Regions from separate parts of the Homo sapiens genome. Here region 2 is linked to region 1. The links are chromatin loops, found by intact Hi-C in ENCODE. Cell type or tissue: K562. All regions are shown on one strand. Each heading gives the region's core, and the rest is flanking DNA. Links, peaks and the distances in the headings are about the cores only.

The links. Peaks named below come from ENCODE experiments on the same cell type or tissue, not always from the same donor. Only the 100,000 strongest peaks of a DNase experiment are listed, where the experiment ranks them.
Region 2: it touches region 1 in a loop (5-fold over the local background); 2 of 110 quality-filtered maps call a loop at or near these places.

What each region holds. Positions count from the first base shown.
Region 1 is chr6:2,734,171-2,742,605 of GRCh38, forward strand. All of the region lies in intron 2 of MYLK4 (myosin light chain kinase family member 4), which reads right to left. Among named protein-coding and RNA genes, the nearest start is that of MYLK4, 13 kb to the right of the region's middle. RefSeq lists an enhancer at 1-290 and a silencer at 1-179. In K562, for the core only: a CTCF peak has its summit at 4,408 (motif pointing right); DNase peaks (open chromatin) are centred at 4,421 and 5,371.
Region 2 is chr6:3,720,361-3,728,795 of GRCh38, forward strand. PXDC1 (PX domain containing 1) reads right to left here. Exons shown (of 5, transcript NM_183373.4): 4 at 7,191-7,302; 5 at 2,259-3,376. The coding sequence ends at 3,259. Among named protein-coding and RNA genes, the nearest start is that of PXDC1, 27 kb to the right of the region's middle. RefSeq lists an enhancer at 3,615-4,153. In K562, for the core only: no CTCF peak of the experiment used is centred there; a DNase peak (open chromatin) is centred at 4,261; H3K27me3 peaks cover 4,543 bases.

The sequences.
Region 1 (8,435 bases), core at 1,706-6,705:
GCACCTGCCAGAAGCAACTCTGTTACAGGATGGAATCTCACAGGTTGTTCCCCTACCCAGCACATATGCGGCTTTCGCTAAACCATCTGCTGCTTTGCTGACAAGGACAGACCAAGGAATTTCCATGCTGCGGTCTGTCAGCGTCTGTCACAGGGCCACCACCCTTTGATTGGGCGAGGAACTTGGAACTGAGACCTGTCCTCCAGGAGACCAATGTGACCCTCCCAGGGCAGAGGGAGTGCTGCCACTTCACACGTCCTCTCACCCGGGCTTATCTAACTGGCCACAGGACAAGTTCTGTGTTTTGTCGGCCTGGGAAATCTAATGGAAAGGACTATTATTAGAAATATTTATCTTATCAAGGAAAATATGCTCTTAAAATGTTCAAGAAAGGATGCTGCCTGGTTCCCAAGGAATAGCCTGAAAGACTATATATATATATAATATACACTCATACACATATACATATTATACACACACATACACATACATGTATATATGTGTGTGTATTTAAATGTAATATGCATATGAATATTACTTAGGTAAGCATATATTCACAACTGCAGTAGTATGTTACCTTTATTTTTCTTTCAGCAGTTTTTTGAAGTAAACTTCATCATCTGACTGCAGGGGTTAATGAATATTCTAGTGCTTCTCACACTCTGATGTGCACATACATGAGTCATTCAGGAACCCTGATGATATGCAGATTCCTATTCAGCAGGTTGGATGGGGCCCGAGAGCCTGCATTTGTAGCCAGCTCCCAGGGAATGCTTGAGGCCCAGGCAGGAGCCACTCTGAGCAATCAGATTCCAGCTTGTGATGATGTTTGCATCACACATAAAACAGCACCTGTCAAAGCTTAGAATATGTAAAACAAACAAAACTAAGTTCAAATTAAGGCACTCTTTCTTAGATGATTCAGAAGGAACTTCAGAATTTGGGCAATGCCTCTTAGCCATCATTACAAACAATTCTTCCCGTATTAGAGCCATTTCAGTAATAACAGACAAGTCCTGACATACAAGAATCAGGTTGCCTTCTTCTTCATAAAGGGACAGAAAGCACCCAGAACTACAGGTATTTTTCTCTCATTTTTGATACTCTGATCTGAAGGTAAATGAAGAAAGCCAGGGCATGTCAGGCCACTTTGACTGCTTAAAATTGATTCTGCCAGTCTAGAAATGATTAAAATTCCAATCTTGGAAGCTCTTGGGAAAAATATACAAACGCTATATTATTCCAAATATTCTGCTATATGAAGGCTGGCCCTATTCATCACATTGTTTAAATATTTGAAATAAGTACATTAATCATTATCCTCACTTCTAAGACATCAAAGACAAAATTATGCCTAAAATGTATTGGTAATAACTAGTACACAATTGAGAATGGACATGTCTCATGTGAAGGATACAAAGAAATACAGAGAATGATCCCCATGGGGACGGAGCTGCAGCTTTTCAGGAATGGAGGTCCAAACCCATGACATAGTATTTATCACACAGGGCCCCAAAACTATGCACACACCTGGCTCAGCGTATGTAGTCGATGCAAACTGGGGAGGTAAAATTAGAATCAACTGTGGTGGGATTTAAATCTGGCCTTGAAGGATTTCAAAAGGCATAGAAGAGGAGAGAGAATGAGAGCAGGTTTGGGGAGAAACAATGAAGCGGAACAGAAATTAAGGTTTTGGATCATGTCTCTAACAGACAAATTGCTAATTTAATCCTCCCAATAATCCTGCAAGGTTGGCATTATTACACCAATTTGGTGAACCAAGAACTGAAACTCAGAAAAGCTAAATGACTGAGGTCACACAGCCGGTAGGTGGTCTCCAAGGGGATTTGAATTTGGGCCTGTTTGATATCAAAGTCCATCATCAGTCCACCCTAAACCAGCACGCCCCAAAGCACATCTCATAGCTCCCTAAAATGTTAATAATGAGTCAGGAAAAAGAAAAGGTCAGAAGTCAAATAAATTTTGAAAGCTCTCAGGATAAATAATAATACTGTTACAGATATAAGTTAACATTTATTACATGCTTCCCGTGTGCTTGCTTTAAAATATTTGTTATTATTGCTGTTGCTGTTGTTGTTTTTGAGATGGAGTCTCGCTCTGTCACCCAGGCTGCAGCGCAATGGCGCGATCTCGGCTCACTGCAACCTCCGCCTCCCAGGTTCAAGCAAATCACCTGCCTCGGCCTCCCAAGTAGCTGGGACTACAGGCACCTGCCACCACACCCAGCTAATTTTTTAACAGAAACCTCTCAGGGCCTTTAACACTCTAACCTGCATTGAAAATCTCTAATATTATGTGTTGGAATAATATTAAAAATCTCACATAAGAGAATATTGATCATGCAAAAACATAATACTGAAATAGATAATGGGAAGTAGACTCTGATGGGTTTCAATGATAAGTCATTATGTTATGGTGAACTAGCTTCAGAGCTAGACTGTATGCCTGGTGGCTTTCCATTCTTCCTGACATCCCCAGCTAATTTCATTTAAAAATACACTCTAACAGACTGTGGCAATTCTCAGGGGAAAAGGACAGAAACTGGAAGGTGGAAACACAGCTTCTGCTGTGGTATCTAACAGCTAGGTAAGTCAGGTCTGGTGGTTTGGCATTTGACATATTAAGACACAAAGGTTCTGGACAAGACACCAAAGGAATCTCTCCTGCCCCTTTTGTTAGTAACTGCTGTAATTTCCTAATTTATAAATCTTTGTACACTGTCTGCATCAGGTGTAAAGTAGCCATCCATCACCTGGCTCTCATGACATACTGAGTTGCGTTCCTCCAATAAAATAGTCTCTGCCTTCTCTCATGTTCTACGAAGCCTATGTTGCTAAGTTCTTATGCACATCAAATAATACACCTGTAATCCCAGCACTTTGGGAGGCCGAGGTGGGCAGATCACGAGGTCAAGAGATCGAGACCATCCTGGCCAACATGGTGAAACCCCATCTCTACCAGAAATACAAAAACTAGCTGCGCGTGGTGGCGCCCGCCTGTAGTCCCAGCTACTCGGGAGGCAAAGGCAGGAGAATCGCTTGAACCCGGGAGGCGGAGGTTGCAGTGAGCCGAGATCGTGCCACCGCACTCCAGCCTGGCGACAGAGCGAGACGCCATCTCAGAAAATAACAAAAAATAACAATAAAACGATCCTACCATTATGCCTTGCTTAATGCTTTTGATTTTCCAAGGCATTTTCACACCTGTGACCTTGGTAGTACATGGGCATCTTATTCTTGCTGGACTGGATGAAGTTCCATTCTCCTTCTTCAGTCTCTGATGGTAACTCATCTGTTCACATCCTTAGAGGACAGTTGGGGTGGGGAGGAACGAACACATTCTGCAGTCATACCAGTAGGAATGAAAAGGAGAGATGTAAGATACATTTCAAGAAATCATGTGCAGAATTTGGTATCTGACAGAATATGACAGGGAGGGAGGGGGAGTCCATAGCTCCAGGCAATGTGGCATCAAGATGCTAGGATCCCAGGCCAGTGCCTGAGAAACCTGACAGCATCACCCACAGAAAGAAATTAAGTGTGGAAAGACATGAAAGAAGAAAATGTCCTTCAGGAAACTAGATCTGTAGGACTCTGAGCAGGAAAGATATTGGGTCACAGACAATATGCCCTATAAATTACTAGAATGGTAGATGGTGTAAAGTTTAGCTACATTAGTAGTAAGAGTGTATTGTTTTGTTCATGTAGCTTTTTTTTTTTTCTCTAAGCCAAGCAGTGTGTTAACTGCTTTATACAACAACTCTGCTGGGGGTGGGGTGCCGGGGGCGGGTGGGGGGGGGGTGGTCAATGTTATTAACCCCAGATGAGGAAATACTTGAGAGAGGCTAAATAATATCCTTGATGTCATAGAAGTAGCAAGAGGCAGAAACGAAATTCCAGCTGGTGGTCTTATGTGAAACTAGATTGCACAGTAAGAATGTGTCACATTATAACTTCTCATTATTAGGCAAAACATGTGAGTAGGCAACCCTGCAAAACTAGCAAGTGGGTGACACTATAAAAAGCTAAACAGGATAAATTTTGGATTACCCACCTTCCTGATCTATCTTTAGTGAAATGTCAGTTCCACTCTGTAGTCAAGACTTATGACTAACAGAGTACTGAGCATAGGAAACATCTTAATACATTGTTTAATGAAACAAAGTATTTTAGAGCATGCTGGCAAACTGCATTTAGTTTATAATCTTCCAGCCTTATTCTATATGCATGAGGGAATCATTAGTTCCAGTGTAGTCTTTCCTAGCAGCTTCTGTGTCTACGAACAGAGAGCTGAGAGTGGCCTGACATTCGTTCCAACAATTAGGATTAGCTTAAAATGCTGGGACTTCACTGCATTGCCGCAGTAACTTTTGCAGCTTTTCCCCACTGGAGGTCACTGTCACCTTGCAGTTGCAGAGAAGAACCTCAATTTGTGGTGGTAAAGAAAGTGGACGTTTTCATCTATCTAGGCTGGCTGTAGTTGCTTAAAGAAATCAACCAACCAACCAAAGCAACAATCATTAAAACATACTTCAGATCATGTGGCAAAAAACTGTCCTTAGAAAATTCATCACTGATAGCGCTTGTTTTCAAATAATGTTTCATCTTGACACTTTTTAATTTTTAGGTTACTATAACAGTAGATACATGTTATTATATATTTGTCCAAACCCACAGAATGTGCAGCAACAAGAGTGAACCCTAATGTGAACCATGGACTCTGAGTGATAATGATATGTTAATGTAAGTTTATCCATTGTAAAATATGTCCCACTCTATTGGGATTGTTAATAGTTGATAAATATTTTGAATTCAGTTAAAATTTCTACAAAGAGACCCAAGCACCTGTTTCATATGTTGGGCAAGCGAATGCATTCAAAGATCAGATGGTATATAGCTTCATAACTTTGAGCCAATTCCTGACCTCACTAAGCCTCAGTTTGCTCACCTAAAAGGTAGAGATAAGAATTCTACCAACTTCGGCCAGGCACAGTGGCTCACACCTGGAATCCCAACACTTTGGGAGGCCAAGGCAGGCAGATCACTACTGGAGAGCCTGACCAGAACCAACACAGTGTCTTTTGTGCAGTGGTGGCTCAGTAATGATTTGCTGAGTAAATTAATACAGAATCTAGGCATAAATATTTAAAGGAAAGCTGAGACACTAAGGAATCTTGGGTGAGTCCATCTGACTTTTCCCGGACTTTCAGTTTCTCTTCAGAGAAGGGTTTGAATGAGCTGACCCCCGAAGTTCCTACGCATTAAGGTCCCTAATCTTTGAGTTACAACCTGTGGGTCAGAGCACAGCCTTCAGTGTCCCATTCACTATGGAAACGCCATGACAACCTGTGTGCATCTGAAACCCCAAGTGGAGGCAGCCATGAGTCATGGATTATGTTTATACTGGTATCCAATTGAGCACATAGCATACTATCACCCTCAATGGACTGGCAAATCAGATACTTTTCCCCATTAAAAATGGCAAATGAGGTTTTAAAAAATCATTACAATTAATACAAAATGCCAGGAGGCACTGTACAGGTTGTATCTCCATATTTAAGAAGACCTAGGGCCTAAATATACTTAAGCACATAAGAGAAATGTACTGATAGCAGTACTAACATACAGCATTTTACATTTTACAAAGAACTTTCACACATGCATGGTACTTTATTTGGCCCTAAGAGCAACCCTGTGCAGTAGAGGGGGCTGCAGAAACTGACCTGCATATACTGTTGTGTAAAGAACTTAAAGAACTCCACTGGGAGGGCAGGGCCAGGACTGGAAGCTGCATCTCCTGACCCCAGTGATTCAGCTTGAACAGGATGTTTAACTGTGAAGCACGAAGTTGGGTATAGCAGGACAATCCTTCATGGTGGCATAGAGTGCAAGCTAGGTGCCCACCATGGGGTTCAAAGCCCAGCTCTTTTGCATGTGGGTTTTGGGCAGGTCAGTGAGCCTTCCTGGGTCTCCACTGTAAAGTGGAGGAAATAGTACCTACCTCATGGCTGACAGTGAGACTTTAAAGGCATCAGAATAGGTGCACCTCTCCTTGTCCTCCGCGCATGCTCTCCCCCACCTCTGCTCCAGCCAGTACTGTGGCAACCAGCTCCATAGAGGTCTAGTCTGAAAGTGCTTCACCTCAGGCCACTGCATTACGCCTTCTTCCCAGGGTTCTCTGGCATTGCTGCGGGACCTTCTTGGGAACTGGCATTTATGCATATGCAACTGAAAATGCCAGGGGGATAGTCACTCCACAAGACCCCCGATGGTGGAGATGGCGCCCGGGGAATCAGTGCCAATTGCCTGCTTCAGTCCTATGGGCAGGTGGCTCTGAGGTCATCCTGTCTGAAGTAGCCAGTTTGGCAACTCAACCTTGTTGGGGCTTCTTTCCTTCCCTGTTTCATACTCCTCCAGCCCCCACACCTATTCCCTGGAGTCAGTTCACAAAACAAGCCACCCTCACGCATGCTTGGGCTCTGCTTTCTGGTAGGAACTCAGGAATGACATCGTAGAGACATGGTGCTGGGCACATAAGAAATCCTACATAAACTTTACCTGTTCCTCATTTTCTATACTAAACGCTGCCTACGATCAGTCTTCTCCATGTCTGCTCTCTTGAAGGAAGTGGACTTTGTTGTTGTCACCATGTGGTGGGCAGAAAATGACAAATAAGTGAAAGGGCCAAATACCACAGGGCAAAGACCTGGAATAGCTTCCTGAGTCGGATGTCCAGAGACTGACTTTGGGCCACTTCATTGCAAGAGACTTTAGGTGGTTTTAGATCATACAGTAACAAACCGTTTTTAAAACTTATGTGTGTGTTACTGTGCATTAGAAATCTATAAATAAAACATCAAAACCATGATTTCACTTTATTTTTGCTTTGGCTAAAAATGTTTTAAATGACTCATATGAAAAATATTAATAGGAATAAAGATAGCATGTAAATATAGCAAAAATCATGATAGTGGTGTGTGAAAAAAAGATCTGGGAAACTAATAGATAAATGTGCCTTTTATAACCATTATGTTTTAGGTAAGTGGATAGGATCGTAGTTTGGGCATCTATATTTAGGAATTTTGTTATCAAGTATGCTAACCATTCTCTTACTTAGGTACACAGACTTGATTTGCCACATTTGTATTTTTGACGACGTTGTTCTAACTTTCAGGGAGAGCAAATAAAGGTCTTTTTCTCATATTAAAACAACAGAAATGGCATAAAACTATCATAATTTTAATTACTCTAAGAAGCTGAAACAACATACACATAAGTTGACTCATCTGTGCATTTGGTCAAGGACACTCAGAATTTACATGGGCAGGTACCTATACACAGTACATTGGAAAACCTTTTTACTGCTCTCTGTCTTGAATGGATATAGAGCACATTCATATCATAAATAGGATTCACTGATACCTCTAGAAAAGACAGTTCTTAAAACTGCTGTGCTTGTAGATATTTCAAAGACAATAGTTTGCTCACATTTCTAAATATTCATTAGCAATAAGAAAAGCTATGAGGACATGTTGTACACTCTAATTTAGGAGAGATTTTCTTCATGGCTAAAAAGTTGCAAAAACATTCTGAAATATACATCCACAATACTCCTAATTAACTCACACAACTTGTTGGCCTTTTCACTGGGAAATGCTCTGAGGGCTACAATCTCATAGCTTGAGTGAGTAACACATTCTTTTCCACATGGAAGATGAAAGCCCTTAGTATTTCCCATAGGAGAAATGTAGTCCTCTTGGCATCTCCCACAGGAGATACGATAAACAGCGAAAAATGATTAACACTTGGGCAACAGTGACTGCCTAAAAACACAGACTTAACTATGATGTTAGGTCAGACCTAAAGAGAATTATAATGTTTTATGATTGCTTACTTAAAAAAAAAACTCTTCCTTTCTTCCATCTCTTTCACTTTGTCCTCAACTAAGACAGATCAGATGATTGACAAGCCATTCCAAGATTGGGCAATTCCTCTTCATATGAACTTGATGCTCCAGAAATATTTGCTGTGGAAAGGTCCCCGGGAAAGGCGCAGGCCATGCGGAAAGGCTGACTCCTAGAGCTCTCCGACTTCTGAACACCAACAAGATGCCGAGTTGGTGGCTTCTTGTTGAATAAGAATAAATAAGGCATTTGACCCAGCCATCCCATTACTGGGTATATACCCAAAGGATTATAAATCATGCTGCTATAAAGACACATGCACACGTATGTTTACTGTGGCACTATTCACAATAGCAAAGACTTGGAACCAACCCAAATGTCCAACAATGATAGACTGGATTAAGAAAATGTGGCACATATACACCATGGAATACTATGCAGCCATAAAAAATGATGAGTTCATGTCCTTTGTAGGGACATGGATGAAATTGGAAATCATCATTCTCAGTAA
Region 2 (8,435 bases), core at 1,203-6,202, 990 kb after region 1:
CCTTGAGCTAGATACAGAGTGCTGATTGGTGTATTTACAATCCCTGAGCTAGACATAAAGGTTCTTCATGTCCCCACCAGAGCAGCTAGATACAGAGTGTTGATTGGTGCACTCACAAACCTTGAGCTAAACACAGGGTGCTGATTGGTGTATTTACAATCCCTGAGCTAGACATAAAGGTTCTCCAAGGCCCCACCAGAGCAGCTAGATACAGAGTGTCGATTGGTGCACTCACAAACCTTGAGCTAGACACAGGGTGCTGATTGGTGTGTTTACAATCCCTGAGCTAGATATAAAGACTCTCCACATCCCCACCAGACTCAGGAGCCCAGCTGGCTTCACCTAGTGGATCCCACACTGGGGCTGCAGGTGGAGCTGCTTGCCAGTCCTGCGCGTGTGCTCACATTCCTCAGCCCTTGGGTGGTCGATGGGACTGGGCGCCGTGGAGCAGGGGGTGGTGCTCGTCGGGGAGGCTCGGGCGGCACAGGAGCCCATGGAGTGGGTGGGAGGCTCAGGCATGGCGGGCTGCAGGTCCCGAGCCCTGCCCTGCGGGAAGGCTGCTAAGGCTCGGTGAGAAATCGAGCACAGCACCGATGGGCTGGTACTAGTGGGGGACCCAGTACACCCTCCGCAGCCACTAGCCCGGGTGCTAAGTCCCTCATTGCCCGGGGCCAGCAGGGCTGGCCGGCTGCTCCCAGTGCGGGGCCCGCCAAGCCCAGGCCCACCCGGAACTCCAGCTGGCCAGCAAGCGCCACACGCAGCCCTGGTTCCCGCTCGTGCCTCTCCCTCCACACCTCCCTGCAAGCTGAGGGAGTGGGCTCCAGCCTTGGCCAGCCCAGAAAGGGGCTCCCACAGTGCAGCGGCGGGCCGAAGGGCTCCTCAAGTGCCGCCAAAGTGGGAGCCCAGGCAGAGGAGGCGCCGAGAGCGAGCGAGGGCTGTGAGGACTGCCAGCACGCTGTCACCTCTCACCTGGAGGAATGTGCGGGCAAGAGTGAAAATTCACACATGAACCTCAACTGCTCTGGTATCGATTTTCTGAAATGACAGTTTAGAGGCTGACAATTCACAATTCTTTCACTTGGTCAAGTTTCTAATATATTTTTGTTTATTTTTATTTATTTATTGTCAACACCTCAAAATTGGGATATTTCACAAAGAAGAGTCAGATTTCTAGCTTTTATTGAAAAACTAGGAGATCTGGCCATACTGGGCCCATACTTGCAGGCAAAACAACCAGCTAAACTGAGCAGTGGTAGCTGCTCCCTTGATGCAGCGTCTGAGTGCTCCTGTTTGCCATAGCTGCCACCACTCCATACTGCTTCCAACAGTGATGCTGAGTGCCAGTAAGCATATATCTTTGCACCTAAAGAAACATTTATTTGTACTTATGGCTCTTTCAAGTGTGGGAATATAAAAAATGAACTTATGAGACCTATGTTTTTCCAGAAAAAAAAAAAAGGAAGCCAGAGAATGCTCTGATGTGCTTAATAGGACAACAGATGTCCAAACATCTCACCCCTACTGGCAAGACCTCATTGCGCACGGACTAGTAACAGTAAAACTTCTTCAGTGAAGGCTGAGCAGGGGATGAGGTTGGGGAGCCAAATTTGAGTCTTGACAGAGGAACACAGCCTGAGCAAGGAGGTGGCCAAGGAAGCTGCATCACAGTGACCGAATGGCTGGGGAGAAGCACCTCTGTGAAACGGATGAGACGAATCCGTGAATCAATCCTTGAAAGTCAGATGGGCATTAATTGAACATGCTGATCACTTCTAATCTTAGCTACTAAGCAGGAAGCCTCATCCTTGCACAGAACTGAATTTGATGTGTCAAGAAAAGAAAGGCAACCGGTCAACCCCGGAGTGAGCCACCTACTAGCCTATTTGAAATTGAGATGCTTTAAACAACACAGCTGGAAGGCAGAGGGAAATGCAAAACCAAAGGAAAGTCCATGTGCTTTGCAGCTGGGTCATCAAAGAGAATTCCTGTGGCTGCCAAAAAGAAAAATGGAGGAAAAGAAAAAAGCCTAAGTCAACCCCCGTCTCCCTCCAAAATAAAACAAGCAGTGTGTCCATTTTTCAATCTGGGCAGACCACTTCCCTAGGGTAAGAACATAACACACTTTGTCACTCACGGAATGTGACAGGAAGAGGGGGAGGGACCAGGCCCCAGGAGTCAGTTTTAGTTTCCACCCTGTCCCAAGGCAGGGGACAGAAAGAACCACGCCTTTATACACAAACATCCTGGACAGATCAAAGTAGAGTCATAGATTTTATTTAATTAAAATAGATTAAAAACAGACTGTGTAAAAGAATTAGAATTCTCAATAATTTACTATTATTTACATTAGCAAATGTCGGTCGTTAGTAGACACTGAGCAGAGAAGCTTGAAGAACGGGGATCCTCTCCTGTGGGCAGGGGAGCCCCAGCTTCCCTCGTGATTCCCGTCCTTTCAAGTTCATTATGGCAGCTCTGTCAATGAGCACCCCAGGGTGGTGTGGCCGCAGCACCAGGACCCGCGCTGAAGGCCCAGAGACCTGGCAGGCCGGGAAGAAATTCCTTTCCTTTGGGAAGAACCACCAACGCTCAGTCCAAGCTCACACGGTTATCTAGTCGGCAATGCCTTCCCTGCCCTGCAGCCAATACCCCCCACTGTGCTGGGCCTTCTGCAAATACTCCTGGGGTTGACCCAAACCCAGTTTCCAGATAAAAGATAAAAAGAAAAAAAAAAAGGCCACATATCCCAGTTCTCAGAGAAATCCTGGATTACTAAACATCCCCTGCCTGTGGCACCTGGAATGGGTGACTTGTCAAAATCTCCCTCAAGACGTTTTGTGCGTTTGCCGTGGGAGGGAATGGTGGGGAGTCAGGGTGGCTGGGGGGCACTAGGCCACTTCACCAAGAGGGATGCACCTCCCAGGAAGCAGTAGCAGTGAGAGCGAGCCCCACAGGAACTGTCCCTGCCCTGGCAGTGCGCAGCCCTGTGGGCACCAAGCAGGGAGTGAAGACCCTCAGAACACAGGCCCTGTGGCCTCCGGCTGTGACCTCAGCTTGCTGGAGACTCTGCGGTCAGCCTGGCCCACTAGGAGCCCCTGCTGCTCCACTTGCAGGACACCCAGGCCTCCTGGCGTCAGTGGGGCCTGGGACGTCTGGGAGTTCCAGAGCTGGGGCAGCAGCTGTGACCATGGGGGCCAGCACAGTGGACAGCATCAGAGCTGGCAGTGAACAGCTGAGGCGGGGGAGGCCTGATAGAGAGGTTCAGTCCCAAATGTCTGTCTCGAAGGGGACCAGGTGGTAATATGACAGGTTGGTGACGTAGGCTGCTGGGTCGTCCCCGTCCTCCAGCTCTGAGGGAAACTCACTGCCATTCTCAAATCTGAAATTAGAGAAACCAGAGGTGAGGGGTGGCTCATTGTTGGGATCAACACCAAACACCCGCCGGGACCATGAGCATGACTTTCAATGCCCGCTAGTAAGTGTGCAAAAAAACCACGGCTACAAATGAACTGGTGAGCTGGCTCCTGCTCTGAGACTGCCAGAGCTTCTGGTTTCCACTGCCTTGGAGACTGCTGTCTGCATTTGCTTAGACAACCCTTAGCGAGGCCTTCATCCATTCCTTCATTCATGGAGTGCTGATTTTCACCTCTTGTTCTGTGCCCAGCACCGCGTCAGGCTGTGGGATCAGCAGTGAACAAGGCAGGCAGGGTCTGTCCTCAGGGAAGAGGCGCCTGCCTCGTGCTGGGCCCTGGGGACAGCTGAGAGAGGAGTGGTCACGAGCTCACAGCCTGACCGCAGCAGAGATGACACACGGACGCACAGGAGGCTGCGAGGGAACAGGAGGCTGGAGAAGAGCCGGCGAGGCCCGTGGAGGTCACGGGGGGAGACACCTTCTAGCGGGGAAGCCTGCATGTGGGTACGTGTTTCATTCGCGCTCTGGCAGATGAGAAGCATCCGAACATGGGGGACTTACATGGGGTGTGGAGAACTAGGGAAGAATACAAACCCCAAACATAAGGGGACGTAAAAGCCCGCGATACTGACTCCCCACACACTGGAACTGTTTCTACTCCCTCTGCAGCCCAGGCAGACTTCCTACGTTAAGAAAAGAGACTCCAGGTCTTTAAAAATGCGTAACAGAGAAAAGCACAAGAAGGACATTCTCCCCAGGAAGGGGGACAGAGCTGTACGGCTCGTGGGATTTTCCTCCACCTATGAATCAGCCCAAACCCAGCAGGCCGCGTGGGAGTGTGGACAGAGGCAAGCAGCTGCCCCGCCCTCCTGGGAGCCACCTCGGGGCTGCCTCCTGTGCCGCCCCCAGTGACTGAAGGTGGCCCTGGCCCGTGGACAACTGTGGGAACTCAGCCATCTCTGGAAAGCTTTGCCATGACCAAGATGACTGCACAGTCCAGGCCCCTGGCCGGACACACAACAAGGCAGGGCGAGCATATGTCCCCCACAAACCTAGTACATCGTGCGAATCCCGCTGACCTCAAGGGACAGGGCTGTGAAGACAGCTTTAAGGCATTTGGATAAGAAAGGCTGAGGCTGCAGAGGAAGGCCTCCCCTCTGACTCCATGGCCAGGCCTGGAGTGTGGTGTCAGCCCCCGCCTCGGCTTCCCTATGCTCACGGTCCTGGCAACACGAGGCTGGGACAGAGGCCGCGGCACAAAGAGCCCTAGCTGTGGGTGGGAAAGCTATGGGGGGCTCACGGAGACAGAGCAGCTCTCCAACTTCATCCAGGGAATGAAATCTCTTCCCCAGACCAGGGCTGGATGGAAACCCAAGGGGGAACCTTGGGCGTGCCGAAAGGTTCAAGCCAGTCGAGGGACAGAGCCACAGCGCCACCTCAAACAGTGTCCCACCACCTGCCCGTCCTCCCTGCCCAGATCACAGGATGACCCTGAGGACATGAGGAGGGAGGGGGACCGGGATGCTCAGGGAAAATGAGTCATGGGGCTAAGGCTCCCTGAGGTCCCCACAGAACCGCCCAGTGCCTCGGCCCTGGATGACCTCCCAGAAGCCAGGCAATCCCTTCGCCAGCTGAGACTGTCACCTGCAGAGCCCCAGAAGTCCCCACTGGCCCCATCTCTATCAGATACATCCATTCCCTGAGTGCAGGTGGGTCTCTGGGCCCTGGCACTGGTGCCCACTTGCCCCTGGGGCCAGACTCGGGGCAGCCTGCTGAGACTCTGCTGTGGGGGCCCTGCTGTGGGCCCGGCGGCACTGGGCTCACAGGCTCGGGCCAGACAATCAGCCTCGGGTGCCAGGGAGGACAGCCACGCAGGGAGGTGAAGCCTCCAGTTCCACAAAGGGTGTCTGTGCTCTTGGTCGCTGTCAACCCCCCACCCGACAGCCGGTGCCGTGTAGAAACAGATCGTCCCTGTGAGACACTGGAGCTGGACCATCGACTCCACTGCACTGCCCGAGATTGAGGAGCCAGAGAAAGGCCCGGCAAGCCCAAGTCGGAACTCCCTCCAGATGCTCCCGAGCCCCATGGCGGCAGGCGTTTCTTTGTTAGGCTTTTCTGGGGTCATGGAGATTTTCTCGGCCCTCTCTGTGAGCCAGGCATCCCGGAGCAGGTGGCCGCCTATTCAAGACCTGTCACTCCTGTGCACATGCAGTCAGTCCCGGGCAGCTGCAAGAGCCACACCTCTGGCCCGGCTTTCTTCCCTCCGTGTGTTTCTCCTCAGCTCCAGCCTGCTCACAGTTGAACCTGCCTCCTAAATCTGGCCTCATTCCAGGGTGCCAAGGGCCTCTTGGATATAGAAAGGGGTCCCCTTGCAAACACTGCAGACTCAGAGCCTGCACAACTGGTGATGAGGAAGGGTCTCCATCTGTCTTCTCCCCAAGACAGTGCCTGGCCAGTAACTACCCCTGCCAAGCTAAAGGGCCTCTTTCTTTCATCCATGACTACACTCCAGCCTTGTACCTCCACGGTGCCAGCCTGTTGGCATGGGGGACCCATAGGTAATGAGTGAATGAGCTATGTACAGTGGGGTCAGGGCAAGGGACACAAAAGGGCAAGGCAGGTCAGGAAAGCTGCGGCCTTGGCCCCACCGGCACAGCCTCTGCCACCAGCAGCTCATGACCCCTCTACTGGGAAGGATTCTCGCACCATCTACCCGGGAGACACACTGGTAAAGACGGGGTCTGTTAGCAGGAGCCAGTCCCACAAGCCTGACAGGGACCCCCCCATGCTCAGTCATGGAGCAGGGATTCAGCAGAGGAGGCCCAGGCCGCCGGCTGGGGCCCAGGTTCACGCTGGGGTCACAGCCCTGCCGCCCACAGGCCCGGATGTGGGCCTCGGCACATGTGGCCGGCTCTAGTTTCAATCTGCTGCTATGGAGGGCTAGCAAATGCGTGGGGCAAGACCCGGGCCATCCCCAGGCTATGTCATTCCTGGGCCCACAGGGAGACTCTGCATCCAGAGCTGCCTCTGTGGGACTCTCAAGCGGGATGTTTTACACTCACCATCTGTGGTCTTCAACACAACCCGTGGTGGGACAGCAGAATGGTCCCGTGAAGGTAAGAGAAGTCAGGAAAGGTTAAATAACTTTCTGAGCTCATACAGCCAAGGAGCAGTCTGGATTTGGCTGTGTCAGGAAACAGAGGCCAAGCTGTCTGGGGACCCTGGTGCCCCCAGAATTCACCAAGAAGATGCCTGGAGGAGAGCCAAGGCTGAAGATGCTGCCGACCCCAGTGCCGGGCTCTCTAGAGCATGTGTTACAGTCAAATCAGAGACAGAAAGAGCGGAGAAGACAGTGGTGGCTTTGGCTGTCCAGCCTCAGTAATCAGATACATCCTACACCTTCAGCACAGGGCCAGGCAGCCTTGAGGCAAACATGTCCCCATCTCAGGGAATCAGGACCATTGAGTGTGAGGCATGTGGCCCTCCTGGCCCTGGAGACAGCATCACACCCCTCAGGGCCCCACACGAACCAGGCCCCTAGCCCTGCAACGTCTCCTAAATGCCCCTCAGAGCCAGCAACTCCATCTTCCACAGATTCACTCATCAAGATCTCACCAGACTCTAGGAAAGGCAAACTTCTAAAATCAGTGTCCAAATGCAGGTAGGAACTGCTGGGTGGCTCTGGGCACCCACTTCCTTCCATAAGAACAGTGAGCCCCCATCCCACAAGGCAAATGGCTCAGGACAGTCTATGAAACGATATTCAAATCAGCATACTTACAAATGCTCTGTTGGGTCCACGCCCAGCTGCTGGTCTCTTCCATTTGGTATACTGTGGTCAATAACTATTGTTTCGGTATTTGCTAAACAAAATCCATTGGACCTCATGATTTCTGAAAACCAAAGCAACAAGGTGAGTCCTCAGGAGGGGTCGGAGCTTGAGGTTTTGGAGTTTGGAACTTACTCCCATCTCCCTGCTTTCTCCTCCACCTGTTGCCCGTGCCTCTCTTCCACACCGTAAGAGAATGCCGTGCACCCGAGACCCATTCAGAGCTCTGCCGCACAAAGTCAGGGAAGAGGTCAATCCCCGCAGGAGCCAGGCCTGCTGTGTGTCTCTCCCAAGACAAAGATGCTCTGCTGCCTGAGTACGCTCTCCATATGCCCTTCGCTGTGGGCTTCAAGCTGGAGTACAAAGAAGGAGTACTGGGCTCAAATCTGTGAGTCTGCGTGTGAGAGCAGAGCTATGGCACAGTGACATGTGGCTCTGCCCAGGGTACCTCTCCTTGCTGAGCTCTCACTGTGGCTGAGACATGAGTAACAATATTGACTGCCCTGGGTTGTTGTTCTGACTGAATGAAATCAGTGTGCATTTTATTCTTATTTCAATAGTTTTGGGGTTACAGGTGGGTCTTGGTTACACGGATAAGTTCTTTAGCGGTGATTTCTGAGATTTTGGTGGATCCATCACCCAAGCAGGGTACACTATACCCAGTAAGTAGTCTTTTATCCCTCACCCCACGAACCCAAAGTCCATGATATCATTCTTATGCCTTCGCATCCTCATAGCTTAGCTCCCACTTCTAAGTGAGAATATACAATATTGGTTGCCCATTCCTGAGTTACTTCTCAGTGTGCATTTTAAACCAAAGGGTGACTTTCACTGTTTCGCTTTATGTAATTCTGTATGTAAATGATTTTTTTCCCAAATAAGCACAGATTCGGGTAATTTAGAAAAGCCAGCAAAGAAAAACGACTTCCTACGTCCATACTGGCTGCATGGCATGAGCTAGAGGGTGGAAGTCTGCGCTCGTCCTTGGCTGGAGGGGCTGGAATGGAGGATGAGGAGCCAGGACAACGAGCTCCATGGCCTTGGGACTCAGTTTCCTCCAATGAAAAATTTCAAAGTTGTATTAATCTCTGAGGATCCTTCTCACTCTGAAATCCCATGAACTCCTGGATCGCATCATGCCATCTGGTCCATCTAGGTATAAAAAGCTGCAGCGTTCGTTTGTATTTTCTGAGGGAC